Regions from separate parts of the Mus musculus genome. Here region 2 is linked to region 1. Evidence: chromatin loops called from intact Hi-C (ENCODE). Cell type or tissue: left cerebral cortex. All regions are shown on one strand. Links, peaks and the distances in the headings refer to the core of each region. The heading gives the core; the rest is flanking DNA.

What was found. A loop is a pair of places that touch in the nucleus more often than their neighbours do. Peaks named below come from ENCODE experiments on the same cell type or tissue, not always from the same donor. Only the 100,000 strongest peaks of a DNase experiment are listed, where the experiment ranks them.
Region 2: a loop joins it to region 1, with 8 times the contacts of the local background. A loop is called at or near these places in 13 of 42 quality-filtered maps.

Annotation. Positions count from the first base shown.
Region 1 is chr5:14,800,865-14,817,166 of GRCm38, reverse strand. It overlaps Pclo (piccolo (presynaptic cytomatrix protein)), which reads right to left. Exons shown (of 25, transcript NM_011995.4): 21 at 5,416-5,557. Among named protein-coding and RNA genes, the nearest start is that of Gm52805, 97 kb to the left of the region's middle. In left cerebral cortex, for the core only: a CTCF peak has its summit at 9,821 (motif pointing right); a DNase peak (open chromatin) is centred at 9,823.
Region 2 is chr5:14,382,413-14,398,714 of GRCm38, reverse strand. No RefSeq gene overlaps it. Among named protein-coding and RNA genes, the nearest start is that of Pclo, 120 kb to the left of the region's middle. In left cerebral cortex, for the core only: a CTCF peak has its summit at 9,325 (motif pointing left); a DNase peak (open chromatin) is centred at 9,330.

The sequences.
Region 1 (16,302 bases), core at 8,607-11,106:
CAGTGGATCATTTGTATGGCAAATGTGCAAGTAGTTAATTGTGCTATATTGCATTAATTTTAGAATGGGAACTTCATTAATATTCCCAATCAGTCTAAATATAATATCACAGAGATCAACACATTTTATTTATAAACTCATTTATAAAAAAGTTGAACTCATGAATTTGGTAGATTTCTCCCATCTAAAAAAACCTTTTCAACATACAGACAACTTTTTAAAAATGCTCACGTTAACAGGAAACCACATGATTCATATATATGTATATGTATGTGTATATGTATATATATATATATATATACACACATATATATGAACTAAATCCAGTGAAACACTTCTTAAACATTTATCCTTGTTTTTAAGTAACATAAGAAATATATCTTTATCAAAACAAAGTGTTACACGTTCTTTAGTAAAAAGGTAAGTACTGAATTAAATAACACATGGAAATAAATTTTAACTTAAATAGATATTTCTTAAATGAAAACAAGTGGCTAATAGGTATAAAATTCAACATTGCTAATCACCAGGTAACACATCAAAACAACAATCACATATTACATTATTCTAGTAGAAATGTGTTGACATATTAAATTCTGTCAAGAGTGTGGAACAGAGAGAAGACATATACACTATTTTAGGAATTTTAATCAAACTAGCCATTTAGGGGTTATGGACAGTATAGACTTTCATCAAAAATTAAAAGTACATTTTATCAGAGTGCCATGGTCAATGCAGAGACTCATAACACCTCAAAGTACTGAGACTAGGACTACCTAGCCTTAAATGTTACAACTGCTTCACTCACCTTAAGTAGGGTGAATAGACTATACAAGCCAGAGGATGCCCAGAAATACTATAAAGTGCTATCTTCTGGCCATGACACAGTCTTGTTGTCACAAATAGTATAAAATATGGCAAGCACAAAAATACTCAAGTTAATACTAGAATAAAGACTTTCACATTTGATAAAGAGCAAAAGTCATACTACCACATGACCTTACAATCCTACCGGGGGGATATGCATACAGTGGGAATGTAATCAATACATTGTGGATATCTATACTTCAATGTTTATTGAAACTCTGGTTACCATGATTCATAGATACCAGTGTCAAACCCACTGATGTGTCAGTAAAAGACTCTATGAATGCATGAAGAACGTAGGCTGGCTGCACAGCAGGGACTCTATTTAATCATAGACCTAAATGACAATCAGATAACAGAATGGGATCCTGCTGCTTGCAGCAACCAGAGTTAGATTGCAGTGAGGCAAGTGAAATAAGCCAAGCACTGAAAAATAAATATTGTCAGAATTCACTCATAATTACAGCCTAAAAATGCCCATCTCACATATGAGAATGTTATATCATATATGTATATGATATAGCAGAGGCTGTCAGAGCAAGGTGGGAAGCATACAGGGAAGGCTGGTTAATGGGTTTTTGGTGACAGATCATTAAGTTCTAGCATGATATTATACAGCAATCTGAGTGTAACTAATACCAAGAAGGCATTCCAGAAAGTTATAGAGGGATTCTGTGTGTCTTTAGCACAAAGAGTTGAGAAATTCTTGAGAAAATATCTATGATAATTTTGGTTTAAACATTATATAGTATAGATATTTACTCAAATTTTATATGAATTGTATCAATAGGTATACTTTTGTGTCATTTGGAAATTTAATAACACAGGCTTTCCATTCTTTGCCATGAATACTTAAGGTTCTTTCTGTTTTCATGTGTGTTAAATGAACCACTTGAACATCACACTGGTTGTTCTTTGCTTATGGTCTCCTGCCTCTCTCCATGAGGAGTCTAAGTGAAATAACTCAACCTTCTTTCACAAGAGGGCAGTGGGATAGTTCTATGAAAATTGATCTCTGTGCCCGAGCAAAGAAATATTCAATAAGTATATAGTATTAACAATTAGATAATGCACATAGTAATTTTTAATTTAGTCAAAAATTTACCTATGACTTTTAGTTTCTACCTCAAAGGTTTGATCAAGCCAAGATTGGCAGTACTTAAAAACAGTGGTATTAGAACGCCAGCCGGGTGCCAGGCAAAAGGCTGTATGTAGCTCCTCGATGCCCAAACCAGAAGAAAGGTTTCATGACGTACAGTGGATTTTTGGAATTGCCTTTAAACATACTTAGTTCCACCATAACATGATGAAATAAAACCTTAACAGGCTAAAAGGAAGCATAAATTAAAGAAGGCCTCAATAATCGATCTTCCAGACAGTAATTCTGATACAGAATGTTTATTGACAATTCTTTTGTCTACAAGATGTTTCTGATTGGCTGAAATTGTAACTATAAAAATCTAATTATTTACTTTTAGAAACTGCTTAAAAAGGATTCTTCTTGTCACTATACCTGTCTATTCCATACAAGAAAGTAAAACTTTTCTATATGAGAGACAGAGGGAGGGAGGGAGAGAGGGAGGGAGGGAGAAAGAGAGAGAGAGAGAGAGAGAATGAGAGAGAGAGAGAGAGAGAGAGAGAGAGAGAGCTGTGGTGGTTGGTCAGGCAGAACTTGTGAGGGAGAGGCAGACATAACTCTATGAGTTTGAGGACAGCCTCATCTAAAAATGAGTTCCAGGATAGACAAGGATACATAGAGAAAGTCTGTTTTGAAAATCAAAACAAAGCAGAAAACAAATAAATAAAACAAAAGTAGAAAAATGAAAAATTATAAATTATTTTATTTTCAAAGCCAGTTTGTTGGTCTATTATAACAACTTAGGTCAAAATTTAAGCACAGAACTCTATTTAGTAATTATGTAAAACCACATGCATACATGAAGATGATATAATTCTTAACATTTGTATGCATATATATATGTATGTATTCACACATGCATATCTGTGCATGATCTATATGTGTATGTCAATTTTCTCCATATGAATTCATAGTTCCTTTTAAAAAATATAGAACTTCACTTTTATTTTTTAATTTTGCTGTATCAAAGATTAAGCCCAGGGTTAGGGATATTCTAGGCAATATCTCTACCACTGAGCTATGTCTCCTGCTCAGCCATGCACAGAGCTTCAGTTTGTCTAATTGTTTTATTGAGATTAAATTAGTTAGGTTAAATAAACTAATGCAGTTTCTTCTGTTACTGTTAGAGGAAAGGAAAGTGTAGGGCTTAGCTGCAGTATATATGCTAGGAGAACGTATTAAAATGTATCTTGTTGCTAAGTAAAACCCAGTTTTTTTTTTTAAGTAACAGGATCCCTTTAGTATTACCAATATGGTAGAGTACTGAAAAAATGCCATACTATTATTAATTTTTATATTATTTCAAAGTTTATGAAAAGTTATAATTTTATTAGTTTAATTAAAGATAAATCTGAATCATCAATTTTATTTTTTTAACGATGATACCTGAAAGTACTCTTTGCTTAACTGTAAATATTCATCAAAATGTGCAGTAAGTCTTCCTTGTGTGAACTCTGGGAGGACCCTGACACACTGAAGCTAAATGACAGCCAGAGGAGATGTGGCCATGAGTTGTATGAAGCAGGAAATTTTCCTGAATTCCTAGCAAACTGTCTTCAACTCAGAGCATCCAGGTAAGCATAGGCTACATCTGAGATGCCCAAGTCAGTTGCTGAATAGCCATTGCACACCTGTTCTAGGTGTAATAACGTTTGTGCAAAACACCACGAGACACTGAAATGAAGGAACAAGTTCTATTTGTTAATTTATCATGGAAAGATTTAAAAGGCGATTCTTTTTGTGTGTCCATAGGGCGAAATGATTGTCTCCCACACAATTCTGAGAGGCATTTGTTTAATGAGAAAAAATAAAATAAGGGAAAAAAACCCAAATATGATAACCTTTAACCTCTAACATTCAGGCATCAAGGAAGTAAGATATTTTTTCTCTGGAAGTTTTAACTTTTAACATCAGTGTTAAATTGTGTAGTCTGAAATTTATAGTCCAACTCAAAGATTGTTAGAATGTTTGTAGTTCAGTCTTCATAAATTCCTATGATTCTCATAGCCTAGAAAGACATGTAATGAATTTGCTTAAATTACTGTTGTTTATTCCAGCAAAGCTATCAAAGGCAAAATACTAATAAGATCAGATTCTTTTAAGGAGTGATTTCCAATAAATAGATCTGATTAAATATAATCACTTATATTGAATCCCCAGACTAAATTTAAAATATAGAGTCATATAAGAAGTCTCTCAAATGAACTGGTAATAGAATAAGAATTCCTTTAAGTTGGAAATTGTAACTAAAAGCTATAAAAATCAATGCACTATTCACTGTAAGAATCTGGTTGCCATTTTATTTTATTTGATTTTCTTAAAATGAATTCGTATCTATTCGAAGTACAGTGGGGATCAAAGGGAATATTTCCATAATACTTTGTTTAAAAATAATAAATTCCCTTTCCAAAGAATTCTTCCAATTTTGGAGAAGGCTTCACACCACTAGCAAGCATGGAAAGACCTTTCACTGTCCTTTTCGATGCTCTCTGTCACAGCAACTGCACTGTGCCCTGTAGCAAAAAGCAGCGGGAGGCCACAGGAATCGCTGTGTCTATCACAGCTTAGTCATAAAAGGTCATTTATATATACTTTCCATGTGTCATAAAATATCCTCCTTTTTAACATTAGAAATTGCCAAAGGCATGCTTCAAGGTTCTTATAAAAACATACCTTAGGCCATACATGCTGTGGTCTAGTTACAGGTCTGGATATCCTAGCTGTGGTTTCTAACCCACAGATTCGTTCATGGAAAGCAAAACGAAAGGTCTAGAAGTTTAGAGTTTGAGCCTGAAACAGATATAATCTACAACTTCTCCAAATCCATTCTATCACAATCGGCTTAGGTTTTGCAGGTGAGTTATAAAATCACCGTCACGGAGTTTAATATACTATGACTGAGCTATACTCCCAGATCTGGAACAAGTTCTAGAAATCACGGGGAGGGGAAAGACACTTCAGATTCTTCCCCTTTAACTGTGCAGAGCGTTCGAGTTGAAAAGTCTAAGTGATTGTTCCGATTCGTCATTTGTTTCCAAGGATTCTTCAAACGGGAAATTTTCCTATGTTAATGTCAAATAGCGAAGCTGGTGTCTGGTCACTGTGTGATGAACTTTTCAGTGTCCTGCTCTGAACTCCGGGATGGCCTACCTCAGTTACTATTCTAACAGCTTTTATGTTAAATGCAGGCGGTGCAGATGAAGTCATCATGCTAGTAATTTGTATTCATCTTTAGAATGAATTGAAATAAGCCAGTCATCCCTGAACAGCCGACGCTTATGTAGCCACCAGCAGTCCAGACATCCAGGGACACTGATTCAGACCTTGTTCTTTTCCTGTGAAATGTTAAGAATGAGTTACTCACGATGCTGTTAAAATTGTACTTTTGTTTTTAGAAAAGTACCACTTACATCCTTGGGATAGGAAGTAGATTAGGCTCCCCTGCCACACAGCTGCTTCCTTCACTGTCCACGCTATACCCACTGCCAACGCTGCTGCCCGAGGAGCCAGTGGACACGGAGGTCTCTGCAGGCCGGTGGTTGGTAGGCTTTGCTGCATGACGTGGGGAGAGTCAACACCACAGTCAACAAGTGAGCCACACTTTCCCCCTCCAAATGTACAATCACATAAGTGCATAATAGTCATAGAAAGGACTGGCAGAAACAAACATATTCTCCCTCCCTCGATCTGCCTTTCCTTTTCATCTCTTTAGTTAGAAATGCACACTGGCAATAGAGAATTCCTTCACATTTTTACTATGAATGAAAAAAATTTACTGGGAGAAACATCTCCATGTTTAGACTCAGATAGTATGTCATTTTCCCACAGTTTTTGTTATTTGCACAGCGTTACAACAGTGCCGTGGCAAACAAAGGGGAATTTGGGAGACTCAGAAAATATTTTAGGAAACTCTGGTACTAGTGATAACAGAATTAAATAAATTGGGTAATTGCTTACCTATTACTAGTCAATAACCAGATAGTCTCCATAGAAGGGAAATGCATGACCGAATAGATAGTTCACATGTGGCTTGATCAATTCTCCTGGTATTTTAATTTCTGATTTCAATCTAAAGGTGTTTCTTTCCTTTAGGTATTTTGTAATTGATATGGGGTCTTGTTTCAGCATTTTCATGAGTTTGAGTTTTGTTTGTATGAGACCATGTGTCCATAGGGACATTTGTGCTGTACTTTATGCACTAGGAGCATAGCCTTCAAACTGGGCAGAACTCTAGCCTGAAGTGAGTCAGGGAGGGGACTGCCATGCACAAAGAAGGAAGAGAAGAAAGACAGTGTTGGCTCACACTTTGTGAGGAGGGCATTATTAATTTGAAGTTCTTGATGTTCATCCCTTGCCAGAGAGAGTGACTTTTTTTCCTTTCTGATCTATATATACTCACTCTGTAGATACGCTAAATCTGAGCTTTTGTGTGTGAAACAATGTCATCACTAATGATGAGTTTTTAAAGATGGAGATGAAAAGTGATATAATACAGGATCCCAGTTGTTTGTAACCTTCCTCCAGTGCTCTTAATTGGCAAACTCCCAGCTCTTCTTTCTTGGGATTTACAGTCTCTGACTGTTCACTGGTGTCTTTCAGCTTACCTGGTCTTTGACAATGAAGTTATTTGGGTTCTAAGCATAGATGTGTTAGAAGCTACAAGATTAACATCTTTTTCCTCTATAAGCATAGCCCTGTTCCATCAATATAGTCTCTGAGTTGAATGCCAATAGGTGAAAGGTTAACAATCATTTTATATTGTGCAGTATAATTGTATATTTCTTAATAATATATATGAACATGATGATTCTTAGCCTTGAAAACCTCTAACTGGTAAAGTCAAATACAATGAAAACTTAAAGAAATTGCCTAGGAAACTGATGACAGGTAGGGTAGCTATTGTCAGGTCTGGTAAAGTGTTTAGCTTTACCTCTACACCTTTCTGTCTCCATTACATCAATGAGATGTCCTTACAAGCTACCAAATAATTATATATCTATTCCAATGATGGTAGGAATCCTTCCCCAGAACTGGAGAACAAGGAAGAAATTTTCATAAAAGTCAGTTCCTTATTGATATGTATAAGTTGAAAACTGCTGCTTAAATGAAGTTAGGAGTGGCAGTCACCAATAAAATACTAGTTACCTATTTAGGAATAGATTTGTATAAATAACAGGTCTAATTTTTGCTAAATATTTTATTCAGTTTATGTAAAAGAAACCCAGACTGCATATTTAGTGTTAAAGAAATATTTTAAATGGGCCATTTAAAATATGAAGGCATTATGACTAGAATATTAAATTATGAATATGTATACAGTAAAGCACATAGTCAGTGAATAATGATTCAGACTATTCCATTAATTTAGATAAATGAAAGTTGTCATGCTTTAAATTGACATTAAATAATCTAGTCCTGTAGGTTTTTGATAGTGGATAGTACAACATTGAAAGAGAAACACGAAATTCACTAATGAAAAAACAATCCTCATTGTACTGTTTTCAAAGGCAGTGGTAATAAAGATGATAATTTAAAACTATTTAACCTTACTTGTCAAAATAGTCTTTATCCAAGAGCAAGCACACTGCATACAGAACTGCTACCTTATAGAACATATGTCTACATGCCAACCTCAGTTATAAGCTGCTTCATGCATTTGCATTTCTCTCTTCATCAGAACAGCTCCTAAATCTTCAGGATCCATTGTACATGATCACGGATCACTTATGGAGCTGAGCACTTTCTAGTCTGAATAACACTTGTTACATTAATGCTACACCATTGGTAACCCTTAGACATTTGACTTTAAACAGTGATCAAGTATTATCTGATGAACAAATGAAGGAATAAGTGAATAAATGAATAGCAATGTCCGTGTTGCTAAACCAAACACGGAGGATGCCATGAAGAATAACCCAGAAGTACTTCACATTTTAACCATAGTATGTTTTAAAGAAATTATACACAGTTCTAAATAAAAGTCACATCCGATTTAGAAGAATGCTAATTTTGTTTTGTCAAAAAATAAAAACCCTTTGTAGCTTATTAAGCTTTTTGTAGCTTACTAAAATAAATATTGACAATTTTTAATCTGGTATTCCATGTGGAAAAATATAATCAGCCAGCTAGATTTTAATTCTAATGACCTCAAAAATTGGTTTGAATGAAGAAGATATTTATTGCTCATATAGTAAATGCTGAAAGGCCTCGTTCTCTATATAACAAACACTAATAACAGATCATGTATGACATATGAATATTTATGTTGGAATGGTGAAAGAAAATAATATGCATAGTTAAGTTTTGTAGGAGCAATCATCATTACAAATACTAGATTTTATTCATTTCTTATTCTGCTAAACAGACAAAGGGCTTTGAATTTGATTTCAGTCTAGTATTTCTTTGTTTTTCTGCATTTCGACTGAACTAACAGAACCATTAAAAGCTCAGTCTTTCATTATTTTATGATTTTAAAAATATCAGCTTAAAATAGTCTACCTCAACTTTTCCACCCAATTCTTTTAAGCAGAGTTTCAGAAATCATATAATACTGTCCATAAAGATATGCACCTCTATATTGCATAGTAAAATGGTCTTTTTACTGTAGAGGGATTTTAATCCAGCAAAATGGCTGCTCTGGCAGGGGATCATATCCAAAGACATTCTAGGTCTGTGTGACCTGGCTGGAATAGACATATACCCTGAGTATACACTTTTAATCCCAAACAATGACATCTAATTGAGGAAAAGACAAAGAATTAGAAAGAAATTAGCACAGAAAGAATGAGTCAGAAATTGGAAATGCTCAACTTTTATGAGAACAGATAGGAAAGAGAAGCAGCTTGAGAGAGGAATACACATACAGGGCGGGGGAGGGAGAGGGGAGAGAGAGAGAGAGAGAGAGAGAGAGAGAGAGAGAGAGAGAGAGAGGAGGGAGAGAGAGGAGGGAGAGAGAGAGGAGGGAGAGAGAAAGAGGAGGAAGGGAGAGAGAGAGGAGGGAGAGAGAGGGAGGGAGAGGGAGAGAGAGAGAGGGAGAGAGAGCTAGAGAGAGGAGGGGGAGAGAGAGGGAGAGAGAGAGGAGAGGTAGAGAGGGAAAGGAGGGAGAGAGAGGGAGGGAGAGAGCGAGCGAGTGAGAGAGAGAGAGAGGGGAGGGAGGAAGAGAATAGGGAAGAAGGAGGAAGAGAGGGAAGGAGGGAGGGAGGGGGTCTAGATTGAATCAGTCAGTTTGGAGAGGAGTTTCAAGCCAAAACAGCTGAGTTGAACCAGCCAGCCATAGTTCAGAATGATCTAGAAAGAGTTTATTCCACAATAAGTCACGAGATGACAACTGCAAATCGTGAATATTGTTATGTTTTCATTTCACAAGATAATTGAAAAAGAATTAAAAATACCAAACATAGTTTTAAGAATCAGTTTTAAATATCTAGCTTAATTTTGAAATGCTAACTGTGCTAAAAAAAAGTTATCCACTTCTGGGAAGGTTGACTGGTGTACACCTATGATGGGAAAGGTTGCTGATGTAGACAGGACAATATCTGAAAAGGTCCATTCCTTTTTGACACTTATTGAGGAGGCATTTCAGGTAATTACCTTCTTGGGGACAATTCAAAACGTTTAAAAATATTCTTTAACTTCTTCATTGTCTCTAGCTGTCTTATGTTTTGATGTTGTTATGTTTTATTACTTCTTGGTGTCTAATCCTAATTAAATATGATACTGTCTCTTTGACTGCACGTTTGTCTTTAACTAGTTTTCTCTACTGGAATGCCCCGCCCTCTCCAGTAGTCTTGACTATGCAAAGCTATCACTTTAGCTGCCACTAGATGGCAGCGCTACGCTCAGAGACCTCGGCAATCCTATAAGGAACTGGTTAAGAACGCCAAAGGTCACCTACTCCAGAACCATCATTTATTTACCTTTAGGAAAACTAATTTCTGCAAAGACTAATGACTCACTAGATCTTACACTTAATGAGAGGACTTAAAATTGTTAATTCTCTTTTATATTACAATTAGTTGTCACACACACAAAAAAAAACACCTTGAGATTTTTGTTTGTTTGTTTTTCCATAGACTTTACATTCTGTAGATTTAGCCTTGCTGCCCAGAACTTTGTATCTCTGGTCTTATAGCTGGTGCAGCAAAGACTTATTTGCAAATATTTCCAAAACAATTTCATATGCTGGTAATTCATAGCAAGTTCCTGAATTACTTGCCTTATTCAACTCTATCTCTTATCTTTACAGACACAGTCTGTAGTAGTTTAATTATGTTTGAGATTACAAGAAATGAACCAATTTTTTTCGTATAGTAGTATAATGATAGAACAGAACTATTAATCTATTTCTGAAACTATGTGTTCTAAGAATTCTTTTTTAAAAACTTGTTTTAGAGACTTTTTCCTCCCTGCCTCCTTCCCTCCCTCCCTTGTCCCTTTCTTCCTCTTGTTTTTCCTTCCTCCTTCCTTCCCTCCTTCCCTCCTCTCTTCCTTCCCTTCCTCCTCCCTCCCGTCCTTTCTCTCTCTCTCTCTCTCTCTCTCTCTCTCTCTCTCTCTCTTTCTTTCTCTCTTTCTTTCTTTCTCTCTTTCTTTCTTCCCCTTTCTTCCTTCTTCCCTTCCTTCCTGCACTCTTTCCCTCCTTTGTTTCTCCCTCCATGTTTCTGCTGCCATCAGCTTTTGTACCTACTCTTCTGAAGGGTTTTGCAGTTTTATCTCACTTTCTAAAACACTTATTGAATATGGAATTGAAAATATCAGCTTTTAAGTTCAAATACAACTAGGATTATTCAGTATGTCTCCCTTTGAATTTGTCTGAACACATTTTTAAATATTTTTAATTACAGTTCAGGGTTATTAATTCAAGGAGAGATACTTCATTTTATATCTTAGAAGATAAATCTCAAATCAATTCACTGATTTTTTAAATAAAAATTTGAAACATTTTTTGTAGTTTATGAATTAGAAGCTGGCACAGAAAGCGTCCACACTGTTGTTTGCAGTTGGTCACATGTCCCACAAATTTTCACAATGAACATTATTGAAAATAAGCCCCTGATACCTGACTCAATCACTTGTAAATCCTGGAGTTGAACAACTGAAATGAAAATGCCACTGAAACATCTTAAAAAACACTGATTGACTGTATAAAGAGCTTTATACATAATGACTAATGTTATTCATATCACTAGGCAAACCGTGATTCGTGAAGTTCTGCTGTCTTTTCTCCTTATAAACATGGAAAACATAAGTTATTCCATATTCACAGAGTGTCTCCTAGAGATGGAAATGGAGATAAAAAGTATCCTTTGATACTGTCCAGGAAGCTGGAAACACACTTAATCATGTTTACGTGTCCCTGTTTCCATACATACTGTCTTCATGAATGGAAATTTTCGGATATTTGAATGATCAACTTGCTCTGTTTTTACGCAACACTACCATTAACTGGCAGGGACTTCCGATACTCACTAACCACTCAATCTGGCATTAGAGAAACAGAACCAGTGATCCCTTTGGAGTAAAGAATTAAGAGTAAGCTTTAAAGTAAAAAAATGAGAGTGATGTTAATTTAATAAAATGACAGTGAGGAGCTTTTCTAATATAAATTGTACACTATGGCTTATATAATATAGTAATTGCCTTTATCTTAAAATTTTTCTTTCTGTTTTTGTTTTTGCTTTTTGAGACAAGGTTTTTCTGCATAGCCCTGACTTTCCTGGAACTCATTCTGTTTAGACCAGCCTAACCTCAAACTTCCTGCCCTGCTATAATTTTTCTTTTAAGATGTCTTCCTTTTCTGTGAAACATTTAATTCAGAGCTGATTTGGGAAGACAAAAACCCTAAACACAATTTAAATTAGCCCTAGAATCTTGTAATGCATAGTAGAATAAAGTTTGATTGAGATACCTTAAATAAGATCAAGAAAGTCAATTTATTTTATCTTGAATAAATCTAATAATTTTAGCTGCATTCAGGTGACTAGAATGAAGCAAGATTATGTCAAGTACACTTTTGGTTTTTCACTAAGACTTTCATTCAATATTTTTGTCAGTAAAAGACAGATGCTAAGAAGATCATATTTAATTGCGATACTATTACAGTTTCACTTTCATGGGTTGCTCTTAATTTTTTCAATATTGATTTGATTTGAGTTCGGAGAAATATTATCTCTCATGTTTTCCTCATAATATCCTTGAATTACAGTTCCAGACATGTATTTCTGACAACTGATAATCAGAAAGAAAAAAAAATACAGAAAAAAAAGGAGACTGCTTGGCAGTATGCCAGCTGATAGGAAAATACTTCTAGAAACAGCCATAATAAATATTTTGATAATCGAGATGTTATCCTTAAGTGAAATCCATAATTATTACTCATTTATTTACATCTAAGAGTAGTTCTTCTATACCTCAAGCTGAGTTAAGAAGGCACTAAGGCAAACAACCTTGACCTTCTGGTCCTCACGTCCCTCCCATACATCCAAATGTTGTGACCATTTATACTGCATTTATGTTGTTCTACAAGTTGAACCCAGACCATCCTACATGCTGGGGAAGCATTTTACCACATCCCCATCTTGTAATGCATAATATATAAGTGTATAAAATCCAACTCAAAGGAAACAAAGTAGTGCATTTCCAGTAGGAGTGATAAATTAATAATAGTAAAAATAAGTGTGTGGGGTAATACTACACCAAAAACTGAATATTATATTCCATATTGTCTGCATTTATTCAATGGTTGTAAAAAGGAAGCTTAGAAAATATTTGGTAAATGCATGTATAGAACCAGGAGATCTAATATCGTTTTAAAATTTCCAAATGATCATTGTTAATCACTGCTTTTCTGTAGTTGGTTCCAATAGATTGCAGAGAGTATGATAAAGATTCAGAGCTGGGCCAGAATATACAATTGCCTACTACTATTATTTTGCTAAATGGATATAGCATTAGACTGGCTCTTCGAGATTTATCATTATAACTATAGATTAATGGGCCTCTCAACCCTCTTCAAAAAAAAAAGTGTAGTTATGGTAGATGGTGATTAATACAAAGACCCACAACAGGCCAAGACACAGAGCATAGGAGATTGAAAAATGATTAGCCCTTGGTGGGACAAATATTTCTTATTCCCATCTCCCAATGTTCAGAAATCATTGCTGAAGTGAGGGCATAGAACATATACTAGCCAGAGTTGGTGGCTGACCACAGGGAGCCAGTATCTTCTGGACATGGTAGAGCAGCTACACATATGTACTCACAGTTGTTGTGACAGTATGAACAGAGCCTGTGTGATTCAAGCCAGAACAAATTTCCACACAGAGAGGGACATGGGCATAATATTTCACACACATTCAGAGAGTTATTGGCAGTATAAGGAGCATCAGTTTTCTCTAACAGTTGCTGCCCTGTTAAGTCAATCATGCCCCAGTGGAAGGGCACTCATCCAAGAATATTTGTGCAGCACAAATTGGTCTTGATGGTGTTAAAGAGAGGATACAAAATTGGGTGAACGGGGAAGGGGATCTGAGAAGAGATGTAAGAGGAGCAGATACAATCAAAACATTGGCATTATCCAAGACTGTCAAGTAATAACATTTTTAAATACAATTTTATTTTCAGATATTTCTAAAGTTGCTGAAGTTTGATCACATATAAACTTGTCATTGACTACAAAGCAATCTCCCTTTCAGATGAGCTTAGAGAAAATGTAGTTTCTCCTACTTCACAATTCTTCCCAGATACTGATACACTGGCTATTTAATAAATATTGCTAAATGGGATGGGAAAGACTCACGGCAGAGATTTCTGTCTATTTTGTTTGTTGCAGTAATATCACAACTTGAAGATGTTCTGAAATGTAATGTGCTTAAACAAATATATGTATGAATATGTGTAACAATGGGCATGGGAAAATTCTTCTCTCTTTTTACTGGAAGGCAAGAAACTTTCAATGTTGCTTTTTATTCCTTCTTATCGCTGTTTTGAGAGATGTCTCACTCTGTAGCCCAGGCTGGCCAAAACTCACGTTCTTCCATTTTTTCTTCAAATTTGAATCAAGATGAAAATGTTCATTTCTCCTATTTTATGCTAAACCAATTAATTTTCAATAAATAAGATAGGTAAAAAAGACGATACACCCGTCTTTCAAGATACAAACAAAAATGCAATTTATTTTCCTGTTATAATGCACTATCCTATCACCCTGGGCTTGAGACAGCAAAAGATCTGATAGGCAACTGACCAGTCAGAGTTCAGGAAGAAGAAACAATGAATATGGACATATAGTCATAATTTAAATCAACTGATGCCCAGGGAAACATGAACATTTATAAAAAAGTGAAAGACATATTTTTGAAACCTTTAATTATTATAAATTAGTATTAAATGGCATAAGAAACAGGATGACCTGAAATGTACTAGAGATAAATGAGACACAGGAAATTGAGAGTCAAATGAGGTGAGGAGCTCTTGAATAGGAAGCCCTTGCTATTCTTCTTCGGATATTATAAAAAACATGATTGTGCTTAACAATTTGCTTGGTAGATTTTTACACATTGGTGTATCACTAAAAGTACTTAATATTTCTACATATTAAAAATTACTTAAGGGCTGACGAGATGGCTCAGCAGGTAAGAGCACTGACTGCTCTTCCAAAGATCCTGAGTTCAAATCCCAGCAACCACATGGTGGCTCACAACCACTCATAATGACATCTGCCGCCCTCTTCTGGCACATCTGAAGACAACTATAGTGTACTTATTTATGATAATAAATGAATCTTTAAAAAATTACTTAATAATTGACAGGGGAGGGGATCATGAAGTCCTACCCCTTGTTGAGAAGCCAATTGTTGGTTGTTGGAGGAGGGAGATTTGTACTTTTTCAGAGATGTTGTCCTTGAAAACTACTCATGTTCTAGTAGCTGGTCCTACCTACATGAACACACAGGCAGCACTATTTGTTCTCAGTCAGTTTAACGCAGAAAGAAAGCATGTGACATTGGGAGAGAAGTCGTAGAGGGGTAGGGAAGAAATTGTAGGAAGAGAATGTGTGTGTGATATCAAAACATACCCTCAAATGATACATAATCCCATGGGAATTCATATAGGTTAAACATATTGTTATTTAATTGCTAAGTTTATAAAAACTTGCAAAGACTGACATTATTATCTATCCAGTATATGATGCTCTAGTACCATATGGGAACACTGTAACTTCATGGTACAGGAGAAAAAAAAATGAGAATGAAAACTAATATTTTCATATGAAAGTTCAACTTGTTGTACAGAGTGCTAAAAAGAAGTTTTTTACTTTCTTGTGAGTGGTCACTTTAGTGAGAAAAGTCTACAATGATTATTGAGAACTAATAGTTGCAAATTGATATCATTAACAAAAGCTTTCTTGACAGTCATCAATCATTTAACGGTGCCTACCATTCACATTTTGTTTCTTCAGAGCATGCTTCATTAACAGTGTTATGCCTCTGGTGACTAGTCTGTGGTCTAAACTAGAAAGTACATTGAACACAAAAACTGGACTTTTCTACTTGTTTTGAGCAGAATAAAAATAATAACAACTATTGTTATGTTACATCAAAACAGAGTAAATAATGATCACTGGCAGATATAAAAAAATAAAAATACATTCCTAAAGATTTGCTCTATATGAAGCCTTTGAAATATTCTTATAAATTAATAGTTGGGGAGGATTGAAACATTAACCCAGTAGTCATTTACTTAAGTAATACCATGAACAAGAAGGACACATTAAAATAACTAAAATTAATAAAGTACAATAGATTTGCCTCTATTGAAAGATGTTTGAGTCAATGCATTGTAGAAGTGTCCATTTTCTGTTTCTTAACTGAAAACAGTAACCTATAGAACTAGAAAGCATGCAGTTCTAAAACTGATCTGTTCAATTAGGAAAAGCAGATTCTGCTGCCACAGGCTTCTAAAGAACAAATAAGACGGGCTTTTATTTCACTCTCTTATATTTTTAAGAAAGACATACATGCCTATGACCTTTATCAGGTATCTTGCTTATCTTTGTTAACGTTTTACAATTTGTAATGTTTAATTTAAATTGGTACTATCTACCAATTTATTAATGGCATTTTCAGTATACTTGATCACAAGGAAGAATGTGGATAATGAATTCACAAGAATATAAAGCTACATAATCATATCTATGTTATTTATCTTGACACATTTAAACAAATTTAAGATCCCAAACAAAAGTTTGTATTTCTTATGTTATCTTATGTTATCTATCTTAGGTTTGTAGTTTCTTGATAT
Region 2 (16,302 bases), core at 7,809-10,308, 420 kb after region 1:
GGACAGATACCAGGTACCAAAGTTGAATCAGGATCAAGTTGACCTTCTAAAGAGTCCCATATCCCCTAAAGAAATAGAAGCAGTTATTAATAGTCTCCCAGCCAAAAAAAGCCCAGGACCAGACGGGTTTAGTGCAGAGTTCTATCAGACCTTCAAAGAAGATCTAACTCCAGTTCTGCACAAACTTTTTCACAAGATAGAAGTAGAAAGTACTCTACCCAACTCATTTTATGAAGCCACTATTACTCTGATACCTAAACCACAGAAAGATCCAACAAAGATAGAGAACTTCAGACCAATTTCTCTTATGAACATCGATGCAAAAATTCTTAATAAAATTCTCGCTAACCGAATCCAAGAACACATTAAAGCAATCATCCATCCTGACCAAGTAGGTTTTATTCCAGGGATGCAGGGATGGTTTAATGTACGAAAATCCATCAATGTAATCCATTATATAAACAAACTCAAAGACAAAAACCACATGATCATCTCGTTAGATGCAGAAAAAGCATTTGACAAGATCCAACACCCATTCATGATAAAAGTTCTGGAAAGATCAGGAATTCAAGGCCAATACCTAAACATGATAAAAGCAATCTACAGCAAACCAGTAGCCAACATCAAAGTAAATGGAGAGAAGCTGGAAGCAATCCCACTAAAATCAGGGACTAGACAAGGCTGCCCACTTTCTCCCTACCTTTTCAACATAGTACTTGAAGTATTAGCCAGAGCAATTCGACAACAAAAGGAGATCAAGGGGATACAAATTGGAAAAGAGGAAGTCAAAATATCACTTTTTGCAGATGATATGATAGTATATATAAGTGACCCTAAAAATTCCAACAGAGAACTCCTAAACCTGATAAACAGCTTCTGTGAAGTAGCTGGATATAAAATTAACTCAAACAAGTCAATGGCCTTTCTCTACACAAAGAATAAACAGGCTGAGAAAGAAATTAGGGAAACAACACCCTTCTCAATATCCACAAATAATATAAAATATCTCGGCGTGACTCTAACGAAGGAAGTGAAAGATCTGTATGATAAAAACTTCAAGTCCCTGAAGAAAGAAATTAAAGAAGATCTCAGAAGATGGAAAGATCTCCCATGCTCATGGATTGGCAGGACCAACATTGTAAAAATGGCTATCTTGCCAAAAGCAATCTACAGATTCAATGCAATCCCCATTAAAATTCCAACTCAATTCTTCAACGAATTAGAAGGAGCAATTTGCAAATTCATCTGGAATAACAAAAAACCGAGGATAGCAAAAACTCTTCTCAAGGATAAAAGAACCTCTGGTGGAATCACCATGCCTGACCTAAAGCTTTACTACAGAGCAATTGTGATAAAAACTGCATGGTACTGGTATAGAGACAGACAAGTGGACCAATGGAATAGAATTGAAGACCCAGAAATGAACCCACACACCTATGGTCACTTGATCTTCGACAAGGGAGCCAAAACCATCCAGTGGAAGAAAGACAGCATTTTCAACAATTGGTGCTGGCACAACTGGTTGTTATCATGTAGAAGAATGCGAATCGATCCATACTTATCTCCTTGTACTAAGGTCAAATCTAAGTGGATCAAGGAACTTCACATAAAACCAGAGACACTGAAACTTATAGAGGAGAAAGTGGGGAAAAGCCTTGAAGATATGGGCACAGGGGAAAAATTCCTGAACAGAACAGCAATGGCTTGTGCTGTAAGATCGAGAATTGACAAATGGGACCTAATGAAACTCCAAAGTTTCTGCAAGGCAAAAGACACTGTCTATAAGACAAAAAGACCACCAACAGACTGGGAAAGGATCTTTACCTATCCTAAATCAGATAGGGGACTAATATCCAACATATATAAAGAACTCAAGAAGGTGGACCTCAGAAAATCAAATAACCCCCTTAAAAAATGGGGCTCAGAACTGAACAAAGAATTCTCACCTGAGGAATACCGAATGGCAGAGAAGCACCTGAAAAAATGTTCAACATCCTTAATCATCAGGGAAATGCAAATCAAAACAACCCTGAGATTCCACCTCACACCAGTGAGAATGGCTAAGATCAAAAATTCAGGTGACAGCAGATGCTGGCGAGGATGTGGAGAAAGAGGAACACTCCTCCATTGTTGGTGGGATTGCAGGCTTGTACAACCACTCTGGAAATCAGTCTGGCGGTTCCTCAGAAAATTGGACATAGTACTACCGGAGGATCCAGCAATACCTCTCCTGGGCATATATCCAGAAGAAGCCCCAACTGGTAAGAAGGACACATGCTCCACTATGTTCATAGCAGCCTTATTTATAATAGCCAGAAACTGGAAAGAACCCAGATGCCCCTCAACAGAGGAATGGATACAGAAAATGTGGTACATCTACACAATGGAGTACTACTCAGCTATTAAAAAGAATGAATTTATGAAATTCCTAGCCAAATGGATGGACCTGGAGAGCATCATCCTGAGTGAGGTAACACAATCACAAAGGAACTCACACAATATGTACTCACTGATAAGTGGATACTAGCCCAAAACCTAGGATACCCACGATATAAGATACAATTTCCTAAACACATGAAACTCAAGAAAAATGAAGACTGAAGTGTGGACACTATGCCCCTCCTTAGAAGTGGGAACAAAACACCCATGGAAGGAGTTACAGAAACAAAGTATGGAGCTGAGATTAAAGGATGGACCATGTAGAGACTGCCATATCCAGGGATCCACCCCATAATCAGCTTCCAAATGCTGACACCATTGCATACACTAGCAAGATTTTACTGAAAGGACCCAGATGTAGCTGTCTCTTGTGAGACTATGCCGGGGCCTAGCAAACACAGAAGTGGATGCTCACAGTCAGCTAATGGATGGATCACAGGGCTCCCAATGGAGGAGCTAGAGAAAGTACCCAAGGAGCTAAAGGGATCTTCAACCCTATAGGTGGAACAACATTATGAACTAACCAGTACCCCTGAGCTCTTGACTCTAGCTGCATATGTATCAAAAGATGGCCTAGTCGGCCATCACTGGAAAGAGAGGCCCATTGGACACGCAGACTTTGTGTGCCCCGGTACAGGGGAACGCCAGGGCCAAAGGGGGGGAGTGGGTGGGTAGGGGAGTGGGGGTGGGTGGGTAAGGGGGACTTTTGGTATAGCATTGGAAATGTAAATGAGCTAAATACCTAATAAAAAATGGAAAAAAAAAAAAAAGGAAGTGTAAAAAAAAAAAAAAAAAAAAAAAAAAAACAAATTACTATGCCAGTGCACAGTTCCAAGAAATGAAAGTTTTTATTCTATATAGAGCACCTGTATAAATCACATAAATATTATCTCCACTAGCATTCTTATCTTTGTATCACCTTTTCAAAATTCTTTGCTCAAAAGAAGCTCATCTGCTATTCAGTTTGCCTTTCTTTAGGTTAGTGAATAGTTCTTCATCCGTTTAACATTCATTTCTCATAACTGTTCATTTATGTCCTCTCTCCATTTTTCTATTGGCCTTTTGAAAATCTATGGTTCAGTTTTTAAATATGCTTTCATGTTTCCACTTTGAGGCTGATGACCAATTGTCTCAGGCTATCAAAAAGGACTAAAGTAGTGAGCAGTAAAATATGGCTTTTCCCATGGCCTTATTAAAATTAACATAAAGATTTAAGTGAGATCAAATGTATTTCCTCCCATATCATTTATCCATCTAAGTAGGGTATGAGACATACTCGGTTAAAGTAGTTCACTAAGAACATGTGGCATATGTAAAATTACCCTCTGCAATTACATGTAATATACTATCACTGTAAATGTCTATATTGTTAGCATCAATTCTTATGGTTTTAGAACTAATAAGTGCTACCCCTTCCACTTGAATATATGCATAACTTTAAAGATTCACAATCAAACTAAGAAATATTTCTTCAGCATGGTGACTGCTGAAGAGGCTTATGACTAGTTATAAACCTTTGGTGAGTCTATACTTAGAATATCAATTGCAGGATCATGAAAAGGTAATTGAATCAACACTAATTAAGGTATACTATTAAAAGACAATTTTTACTTTCCAAGGGACATTATACTCATAAGAAAGCACAATAAATTTTCAATAATCTGAAATTTGTTTTCAGAGGCACAGTCTTCTATATTCAGAATAACTAAAATATACTGTAAAATAGCACTTCAAATAATTGTATGGTATAATTTCCCATGTGTATAGAAAAATTAATAGGAATTTCTTACATTTACCACTCTAATCTAGTTATATGAATACAAGAATTGCAATAAATGAATACCTTGTTAATTACTTAGGAAATTATTCTGTTAACATCTGTGATGGTTTCCCTATTTCTTGATTACTTTTCTCTGCATTTTATTTATTTATTCCTTTTTATTTTATACATTACATTACAACTGCAGATTCTCCTCCCTGTTAATTAAGTTACATGTCTGTTTCCTAATCTAATCCCTGGATATTTGATATCTAATTATCAATATCATTGTTACCATGTAAAATGTTGCATAATCAGTTGGTATACTGTTATTATAATATATTAAAATATTCTGTTTCACATTGGCCTATATCATATTTAATCGTATGGAGGGAAAGTATGCTCTATGATACTGTCAAGTTAGAACAAAACAACATTATTTCATAAAAAAGAGTTTGAATAGTTTTATATTATTATTTAAATTGTGTGTATATGGAATATGCTTATAAGTAAGATCATGCTTGTGGTCTCCTTTTCTAAATGTGCCCATAGAAGTCAGAGGTCTGCATAGACATTTTTTGTGACATTCCACTATACTTTCTATTGCTGTGATGAAACATGATCAAAGCAATTTATCAGACAGGATTTTGTTTTGATTTCTCTTTGTTTGTTTGGTTTTTGTTTTTGTTTTGTTTTGTTTTGGTGGGGCTTTTTGGTGCTTAGTTTCAGAGAGTTCGAGTACATGAACATCATTGTGGGGAGCATGGAAAAGGTAAAGGTAGGCATGTACTTTGAAGAAAAATTGATGGCTTACATCTTCTTCACAACCATTAGGGAGTGAGAGACAGATACTGAGGTATGTATAGGCTTTGAAACCTAAATCATGGTTCACGGTCATACCTTCTCCAAGGCCATGCCTCCTAATCCTTCCCAAATATTGCCACCAACTGGAAACCAAGCAGTCAAATATATATACGCCTATGAGAGTTATTCTCATTCAAACTCCCAAAGACTTCTTCCATTGAACCTGGAGTTTCCCAATTCTGCTCAACAGGCTGGCCTAACAAGATTCTCAGAAACACTTAAGTCCATCTTTCATAATTGGGATTACAGACATATACTTCCATGCCTGGATTTTACATGACTATAATACACTAAACTTAGTTCTTGGTAGCAAGGACTTTACCAATTGAGATGTCTCCTGAGCCTCCATAATAATAATTTATTTGCAAATAAAATTTTTCTTTATAAAACTATCCCTATTAAAGCCTTGCTAAAAGGAAGACAATATTGGACTCAAGAGAAAAGAAAATGACGGAATACTATAACCTCAATCCTTTTTCCATAATTGAGGTAAGTTGAGAGGAAACATAACTGTACTGAGGCCAATGTTGAATATTAGAATCTGGATAGAAAAATATAAACAAAGTGAAGCTTCAGTCTTTGTTCTATCATGGAAATAAACTTTTGAGAAAATGCATTTTAATTTTTAGTTGTGACGGCTAATGAAGCCCCACCAATTCAAGTGATAAACTGAAAATGACTTCTTTCCCCCTTACCAGTGTGGTATTCATGGACATTTATGTTTACTTTTGAAGTAACAAGCAGCTTAATCCTACTTTGCTGAGCTGTATGTTGTTACACAGCATGTGAAGTAGGCATTGCAGTTCTGTGCCTCAGGTGCTCTTTGTAAATGCAAAGTACTGCAGGTCACAGGTGAAACATGGATTGATGTGACCATGAGTCCTGTGAAAAAAAGCACAGCCTTTCTGTGTGTTCATGGATAACTTGGAACAATAGGCACACACATGTACAGAAAGTTTACAATAGCATTCTATATCTTGAGCCATATATTCTATCATTTACATGTTTGAATTCTTTACAGAATGTTTGATCTGTTAAACATCTTCCATCCGTCTATCTTGTCAACTGCATCTTTTGAAGAGAATGGCTGTGAGATCAATGCCATCTTGTCATTCCTCCTTTTCTTGTATACATAGCAGAAGGAGGATAGAGGACTCTGAAATGGCAGTTCTGCTTGGATGCCCGAGTAGCTGGAAAGTGCTAGGCTGTGACTATGTTGCTAGGAAGCTGCTGCTGTTCTCTCAGTACAAATCAGCCACTCCTTCCAGTCGATCAGATAAACAGCCTTGTTGGGCTAGCTAGGGATTTTGCCTTCCTGAGCATATTTAATCAATATGCATAGCCTTTCTTACCATCCTACCTTGTCCTGTACTTCTATATTTCTTCTTTGATAAGAAATAATCATATAGAATTACAGAAAAGATGATTTCAAAGAGGAAAAAATCCCTCCCATGTTTTTCTCATTCACATAAGCATTGTCTGTCTTAGAACATAATCTTTTCCTCTCAGAATCCATTACACAGAAGGATTTTTCTCCTTTTCCTTCTTTCTTTTTTTAATTCTCTTACCCAAGAAAGGTGTCTGCAATTGAGTCAAAATTATTCCACTGAAGCCTCAGGGCAGCTGCTAGTGTTAAGTGGGTGAGTCATAGAGTGGTCCTTGAATCTTAGCAAGTGGTGGTGCTTGTGGCACATTCTGCTTCCACAACTCACTCTCAGGGAAAGAGGAAGATAACGTAGGGGAACGCTTCTGACAAATATACAGAACAAAAGAAATGGATGACACTGTGGTGTGCTGGCTGTAGCTTGCCGTACAGTCTAAGCTGCAGTGCTCATCCACACAGGTTTCTGCTTGGTTCAAAGGAACATTTGGAAGGAGGACTATATCCCTAGAAATACAGAATATGTAAGCAAGAAGTTTAGCTTTTAATTTGTTTAATTTATATAAAGGTCACCATATTCCATAGAACATTCCCAAGACATTAATGAGTACAGACTCACTAATATTTGCAGATAACCAACCACTAATCCAATATTGAAGTTGAATTAGTTAGAGTTAAGAAGACAAAGTCTCCACCTCTGCAGGGCAGACTACATTCAAAATATCACAGTTTAAGAAAGTAATTTATTGATAAATATATTGTAAATGACAATATTTTATAATAGTTTTTTAACTCTTTACAACTGCTTACACAGAACTCACATCACAAGAGTCCATATCAACTAATCCATCCAATCTATTGAGTTCTGGGACTGTGGGCTTTACTGGGCATAGGAATTTCAGGATCCAGAGCTTGCCTATGAAACTTGTTAACTGATCTTGGACAGATCACTCTTCCCAAGCACATTATTCCCAGACAGAAAGGAACGGCACCACAGGCTAAAGCAACGCCCTCAGAACCCAACTCCTTCTCTTCATGTCTCTACCCTCCTGCCATTCTGTGGAGAGTCACATACAATGCCGCAAACAACATATTAAATAGTTTGCTACGTTCCAAGGACCATGATGAGCCTGACATGACCCTGAAATAGAAATCCTCAAACATGACTTTCAAACTGATAATATTTTTAGACTATGTACTGTAAGAATATTACATAAGCTAATAAGCAATATGGCCTGATCAAGGATCCCTTATATTCTTTCTCAAATCTACTTGTGACAAGAAGCCCATCCACAGTTTATTTATATGATAGCAGGCTAGAAAAGAAAATGACATGTTGTTTAAGAAGTGGGATGACCTGATTTGGATCTCATGGTCCAGGAACACCCCTAAATTGTGATGGAAAGGAGACAACTGCATCCAGAAGGGTCAGAATATACAAACCAATAGCAAGAGCTATGTGCCAATATTGGGTGTTTTTAAAATATTTATTGAAAATGGATTCTTCTTTCTCACAATACGCCCCGCCCACAGTTCCCCTTCTCCCCCTCCTCCCTGCTTTGTCTATGTTCCCAATCACCCAGGTCCACTCCCCTTCTGTTTCCTCTTCAGAAAACAGCAGGCCTCCAAAGAGCATCAAACAGGACAAAAAGAGATACAATAAAGACAAGGCAAAGGCTGTCCTAGCCAAGCTGGCCAAGGTAATCCAAGAGGAGGAAAAGAGTCTTAAGAGCAGACAATAGAGTCAGAGACACGCCTGCTCCCACTGTTAGCAGTCCAACAAGAAAACCAACTAACAGCCATAACATATGCATACAGGGCCTGCAGGCTGTGTCCTTGTCATTTCTATCTCTGTGAGCCCGATCTCTTAATATTGAAATCAACTTTGTTCATTCATTTTATGTGTATAAGTCCAAGGTAAGTTGAGTCTATGGAAGATGATCAGCAAAGTTGAAGTGGAAAGGCACAGCTTCCTTTATCTAGAAAGTTTTGATAAGAAAGAGAAAAGGCCAACTGAGTTAAGTAGTGTCCTTATGACAAGAATGGTTTTTGGCCATCTGTCACATGTATATCATGCCACGACAAACACAGAGAAACAGTTCATAGTGTGGTACTTTCAATAACTGTGGAAGTTTAAATTTAATTCTGAAAGGAATGGAGAGCCACTGAGTATATTTAAAAAGAAAAATGGCATTCATTATGCAAAGTCTGTGACTGTAATAAAAGCCAGAAATAGGAGGTTCTGCACTGGCTCTGGTTACCTTTGCAAGCAAAAATATAATGTCACCCTGTTTCAATGTCTAGTGGGAAGGACATGGTCTTGCTCATGCCTACCAGCTTATAAATGCCATTCCTGACTTTCTTCTTCATTTGCGTGTGTTTTGTCTCTCTTCTATCCCCAAGTGGATTGCAAACACAGTTTATCTAGGCTGGCTCTGTGGTGGCTCCATCTTTGGCCTAGAGGAGACTAAACTTGTTGCCTGGCTTGTCTGGCCACAGTGTGAGAGGATATGCCTAGTCCAGCTGAGACTTAATGTGCCAGGACCACTTTGAACCCGTGGAAGAATTCCCTTCTCTAAGGTGAAGGGGAAGTGGTAATGGGGAAGGAGGATTGTGAGGGTGGGACTGGGAAAACAGGTAGGAATGGGGCTGGGAACAGGATGTAAAATGAATAAATAAATTAATAATGAAACTTTTGTTTTAAAGAATGAGTTCTAATTCTTGTGTTCCTTGTAACTAAGCTTTGAGTTTAGAAATTATTATTCATCTGTCTCTTTTTCATATTGCTACCCACTTTCCTGGAAGCAAATACAAGCGTGGAAAGGTGTGGGCTCTCTGACGTGCTGCAGTTTCTTTCCTAAGGAGGAATACGGCATTTAGGACTGTGTGGCGCCACCTGGTGGGAGATGAAGTAATAGCTTTTGATGAGTATAGGGCACATTGCAACCTGATGCTCTTTTTTTTCTTTTTTGTCTATAAAATAGTTCATATTTTTTTATTAGGTATTTTCCTCGTTTACATTTTCAATGCTATCCCAAAGGTCCCCCATACCCACCCCCCCCAATCCCCTACACACCCACTCCCCCTTTTTGGCCCTGGCGTTCCCCTGTACTGGGGCATATAAAGTTTGCAAGTCCAACGGGCCTCTCTTTGCAGTGATGGCCGACTAGGCCATCTTTTGATACATATGCAGCTAAAGACAAGAGCTCCGGGGTACTGGTTAGTTCATAATGTTGTTCCACCTATAGCAACCTGATGCTCTTGTAGCTCACACCACAACTAAGAGGATTTGTAAAAGGGCTATTTTATTTTGTTTTTGTTGTGAAAGTATGATTGTTAAAAGTAAAATAGTTTCTCTCTTCAGAGACTTGAAGTTCTTATCATACAGCTCTTACACTTCCTTAGTTAGAGTCACGCCAAGATATTTTGTATTATTTGTGACTACTGAGAAGGGTGTTGTTTCCCTAATTTCTTTCTCAGCCTGTTTATCCTTTGTGTACAGAAAGGCCATTGACTTGTTTGAGTTAATTTTATATCCAGCTACTGCACTGAAGCTGTTTATCAGGTTTAGGAGTTCTCTGGTGGAATTTTTAGGGTCACTTATATATACTATCATATCATCTGCAAAAAGTGATATTTTGACTTCTTCCTTTCCAATTTGTATCCCCTTGATCGCCTTTTGTTGTCTAATTGCTCTGGCTAGGACTTCAAGTACTATGCTGAATAGGTAGGGAGAAAGTGTGCAGCCTTGTCTAGTCCCTGATTTTAGTGGGATTGCTTCCAGCTTCTCACCATTTACCTTGATGTCGGCTACTGGTTTGCCAGAAGCTGGAAAGAACCCAGATGTCCCTCAACAGAGGAATGGAAACAGAAAATGTGTTACATTTACACAATAGAGTACTACTCAGCTATTAAAAAGAATGAATTTATGAAATTCCTAGGCAAATGGATGGACCTGGAGGGCATCATCCTGAGTGAGGTAACCCAATCACAAAAGAACTCACATGATATGTACTCACTGATAAGTGGATATTAGCCCAGAAACCTAGAATACCCAATATACAATTTGCAAAACATATGAAACTGAAGAAGAACAAAGACCAAAGTGTGAACACTTTGCCCCTTCTTAGAATTGGGAACAAAACACCCATGGAAGGAGTTATAGAAACACAGTTTGGAGCTGAGACGAAAGGATGGACCATCTAGAGACTGCCATATCCAGGGATCCATCCCATAATCAGCTTCCAAACGCTGACACCATTGCATACACTAACAAGATTTTGCTGAAAGGACCCAGATATAGCTGTCTCTTGTGAGGCTATGCCAGGGCCTAGCAAACACAGAAGTGGATGCTCACAGTCAGCTATTGGATGGATCACAGGGCCCCCAATGGAGGAGCTAGAGAAAGTACCCAAGGAGCTAAAGGAGTCTGCAACCCTATAGGTGGAACAACAATATGAACTAACCAGTACCCCCCGGAGCTCTTGACTCTAGCTGCATATGTATCAGAAGCTGGCCTAGTCGGCCATCATTGGAAAGAGAGGCCCACTGGTCTTGCAAACTTTATATGCCTCAGTACAGGGGAACGCCAGGGCCAAGAAGTGGGAGTGGGTGGGTAGGGAAGTGGGGGGAGGATATGGGGGACTTTTGGGATAGCATTGGAAATGTAAATGAAGAAAATACCTAATAAAATTTAAAAAGTAAAATAGTTAGCTTTTAATTATTTAATGACAATAATATTACTCAGAAAGCAGTAACTTCTTTAACCAAAAAATAAACAAAAAAGCAAGCAAGGAAGGAAGGAGGAAGGAAGGAAGGAAGGAAGGAAGGAAGGAAGGAAGGAAGAAAGAAAGAAAGAAAGAAAGAAAGAAAGAAAGAAAGAAAGAAAGAAAGAAAGAAAAAAAGAAAGAAAAAAGAAAGAGGAAAGAAAAGAAACAAACAAAAACCTCACAATTTTAACTAGCGCTTAGGTAACATAGAGACTACATGATATTCCCCCCCACACACACACACACCCGGGTAAGGTTTCTTGATATGGAATCGTAATTACTGAAGCCTTTCCTTACAAACAAGCTATGAAACAGTTCTCTTTATCTTAATGCACAATTCAAATTTGTATGATCATTTGCAGCTCAACACATGAGTTGTTTTATAGCACGCATTAATTCTCCTCATTACATACATTCAAGCACAAGCGATAATTCGGTTATTTACATACTTTGCTTAGGTGTTTGCATAGAAAATAGAGGCAAAATGAACAGAAAAGTTTTGAATTCAAGACAAGGCAAATTCTTTTCTTTCTGAAATGGTAGGAAAACATTGCCCACCAACCATGATTGAATGTGTGCACGATGTGGCATGTGGTGTTTTAGATTTTGTTGTTTTGATCACAGCGTTCTCAGTTTGCTGTAACCTTTTGATGGGTTGGTTGGAGTAGCTTATTGGACGGGGCTCAGTAATTATTGCAGTGAGTATGCTTAAGGAGGGAGGGAAGCCTCAGACGCTAGCAGCTATGACCCTGGGGTCGGGGAAGAACCCCGGCATCCCTCCATCTCCTGCTCCTCGCAGGTAATCCTGCAGGTTGTGCAAGCATCAGCCCGGGAATCTTGGCTAAGAAGACGCGGTTGGAAATCCGTAACATTGAGATAAAAGGAGTGACATAGAAGAACACAGCCGTGCTTAGCATTAAAACATCAAACTGCAGCATTCGTGTCTACTGTTCTTAAATAGTGTCCACTGTTCTACAGACAGCTAACTGTTGCGATTTACCATCAGTTTTTTTGAATAAATGCTTTCATTATCTAAGTATCTGAAGGAGTTATTAGAGGAAACTTCAGAAATAATATGGACTTTAAAAAGAAATTTTACATCTTAAAAATCAAAGAAAATATAAATAAATATAAAACTACTGCATTTCTTTAAATTAGCTGGACTCTGATTAGAAAATTCTAGTTCCTCTCATCTCAATAAAGAAATGCATATACTGAAAACGCCTTAGTTTCTCCTCTTACTCTTTTTGTAGATGGAATTTTCCTCTACAAATAAATGTAGGCTCTGGTACTAGAGTGGAACAAAAGAGCTCGCTTTTCTAAAGAATTGCTTACTTAACAGTCTTTTGATAATTTAGACATCTGGACAGCTGTGTTTAATCTGTACTTAGTTTGACTCTACTTACATTCAAATTCTCTCCAAAATTCCAAATGTAAACCACACACTCACACAATTTTATATTTTAAATATTAAATTCTGTAATGATTCAGCAAATTTAAACAAGATAGCTGGAGCCTGTGCCTAACTTCCAGAAATGCATCCATGGTTCCTGCAAGAAGAAACATTAACATGCAACATACTTGCTAACCAAGCTACTAAACACTGGCTGAGACTTGCTTCAAAGGAGAATAGAATTGATGATGTACCTCATGGAAGTTTAGAATAGAATGATCTCTATTCACTGACATTCTAATGTAACTTTTTTCACAGGCCTCTCAGTTTATTTTTTTTATTATTCATGCTTTTATATGATGTATGTGTGTGTGTGCATGTCTGTGTGTGGTGTGTACATGCACAGTTTAGAAAGAAAGTTTCAGAAATTAGTTCTTTAGTTCACTTCTACCGCAAGTTCTGGGAATGAAGCCGGGTCCTAAGGCTTAACATAACCTCAGAACTATCTTGTTGGCCCACACATAATATAATTAAACACACACACACCAAAAAAAAAAATCCCACAAAACCTCCAAAGTATGGGCCCAACCAATAACATCTGAAAATATACTGTTGAAGCTGCTTTCTGTTTAGGTGAGGAATATCTACTATAAGGGAGAAGCTGTGATTAGCACAAGCAGCGTGATCTCAGGATGGGGCTCAATAGCATATAAACTTTTATAAGCTGATTTTTGTCTTGTACAAGTGTCTGCTCTCAGGCCGCACTGAAGGCCATCTTGAGATAGGATAGCTTTTGCTTTAACAAAAATAATATTTGAGGGTCTGGAGAGATAGCTTAGTGGTTAAGACTCGGGTTCAATTCCCAGCACCAACATGGCAACTCAAAACGTTCTGTAGCCCCAGTTCCATGCAATCTGGCATACTCACAAACATACAAGCAAGGAGTGTGCCAATGTATATAAAATAAGAATAAATAATTTAGAAAAAATGATATTTGAAATAGATGCATCCATTTCATTTAGATATGTTTAATCCTATGTGTTCATCATACCTTAAATAATTATTAGCATATAAAAAACAGTAGGAAAACAATTTACCGCAAGAACTTGTTGAAGAGGAATTCTAGCCTTCACCTAGTCTCTTTTACTGCTAAGAAGATTCAAGGAGTCCTCTACAAAAGTCCTCAGTTGTAAATTAATGGTATCATTATATATCAGTTCTTCTAACTCTTGTTGGATCTACACACTGAGAACCAGAGGCAACTACTGACGTCCTCACTACAAAGATATGATTAGACTTGATGGTCCTGCTTTAGGAACAAGGACTGAACAGTCTTACCAAACTGACATAAAGTGAGTCTAATCAAGTAGCAAGACACAACTGTCACTTTCCAGGAAATGTCAACCCCACAAAAATGGACAATAAGCATCTAATCAGTAAAATCTTAGTGTAACATAATTGGTGCAGGATCTTCCCCAAATATATTGTAAATAAATGAAATGAATGAAAGTAGAGGAGTAGAAATATTGAAAGGCCATTATACTTGTTGTAGCAATGATGTGGTATACCCTAGCTGGCCTCAGGAGAGTAGCAAGTTTGTACAAAAAGTAAGTGATTATTATAGTAAGATGATGTATACCAGGCAGGACGGAACATGTTCAGGTGTGTTGCTAAGGTGAACTGAAGGACAAGCTTGTGAAGATGATGTGCAGTGTATAAGTATGGTACTGTGAACTGAAGAACAGAATGTATATGTATGGTACATTGCTTGTGCATATTAGTGTGTGTGCACATGTATGTGTAGGCATACTTGTTCAGGTGGAGGCCAGAGATGAGCGTTGAGTATATTCCTTGCTTTTTTTCATCCTTATCTCTTGAAACAAGGAATCTCATGGATCCTGGACCTCAACAATTTGCAAGGCTGGGTGGCAAATGAGCTCTGCAGAGCAATCTGTTTCTGATCCACTGTGCCCCTGTTCTGGGTTTACTTCTGGCTGCAATGGATAGCTTTTATGGGTGTTCTAGGGATCTGAACTCTGGTGACCTGCTTGCTGAGCAGAACTTTACTGACTGAACCACCTCACTATCCCTGGAAAGTTATACTTTAACCCAGTTGCTAGTTTCACATACAATAACCCACTCAACTATGTGCTTACTTAAATCCTTCGTAGTGTTTATATACGGCTCTTATTTTATGTAAGAACCCTACTAACATAAAGACAATATGTATTTCTCCTCAACCTGTGTACAAATGATATTTTAAATAATTATGAGCATTTTTGTTTTTTGGATTATAAAAATGTTATATTATCTAACTTTACCCAATCTGTGCAATACTGTTAATTACCTCAATTTTGCATTTCTCCCTGATATTTCATGATAGGTAATTCATTTTTTGTTATCCACAGTAAATCATACATAAAACATATTTATGACCATGTAGTTTTATTAAACAGGTTGACATCTTAAATTGCCTGTCCTCCTGACCTTCCCCAGATTTCATTTAAAATAATAATGAAACAAAAAGACAACTTAAGGCTCCTCATCCTTATTGCTTTGTTATGCAATAGAGTCAGTTAAAACAACAACAACAACAACAAAAACCTGTTTCCAGTCTAATAACGAATTTCCCAGCATGAACCAAGGCTGTGCTGTAGTTTTAAGAGTAGGCCATTCATTGATTATTTTTTTTCAGCACATGTCACCCATGCTCTTGAAGCCAGCACTAGCATCTTCAAGGATCCAGTTTAATGCATCCTAGCCCTTGCTGCTCACTCATGCCAACATGAGGACATGTTAGTAAACAGGCACTAGTCATACTCTGGACTAATTAAATAAGGGTCTCTCTATATGTGGTCATATGTATTTTTGCAAGGAGGGTATTAATATGAGAAAAGATTGTGAACAATAAGTGTAATTAATTGTAAGAAACCTTGTTAATACACCAAATCCTTTGTAAGATGACTAATGCATTAATTTTTTAAGAAATATTATTTATCTATGTCAACATTGTCCCAATAGTTATTCTTTTTTTCCATTTTTATTAGGTATTTAGCTCATTTACATTTCCAATGCTATACCAAAAGTCCCCCATACACACCCACCCCCACTCCATTACCTACCCACTCCCCCTTTTTGGCCCTGGTGTTCCCATGTACTGGGGCATATAAAGTTTGCTTGTCCAATGGGCCTCTCTTTCCAGTGATGGCCTACTAGGCCATCTTTTGATACATATGCAGCTAGAGTCAAGAGCTCCAGGGTACTGGTTAGTTCATAATGTTGTTCCACCTATAGGGTTGCAGATCCCTTTAGCTCCTTGGGTACTTTCTCTAGCTCCTCCATTGGGAGCCCTGTGATCCATCCATTAGCTGACTGTGAGCATCCACTTCTGTGTTTGCTAGGCCTCGGCCTAGTCTCACAAGAGACAGCTACATCTGGGTCATTTCGATAAAATCTTGCTAGTGTATGCAATGGTGTCAGCGTTTGGATGCTGATTATGGGGTGGATCCCTGGATATGGCAGTCTCTACATGGTCCATCCTTTCATCTCAGCTCCAAACTTTGTCTCTGTAACTCCTTCCATGGGTGTTTTGTTCCCACTTCTAAGGAGGGGCATAGTGTCCACACTTCAGTCTTCATTCTTCTTGAGTTTCATGTGTTTAGCAAATTGTATCTTATATCTTGGGTATCCTAGGTTT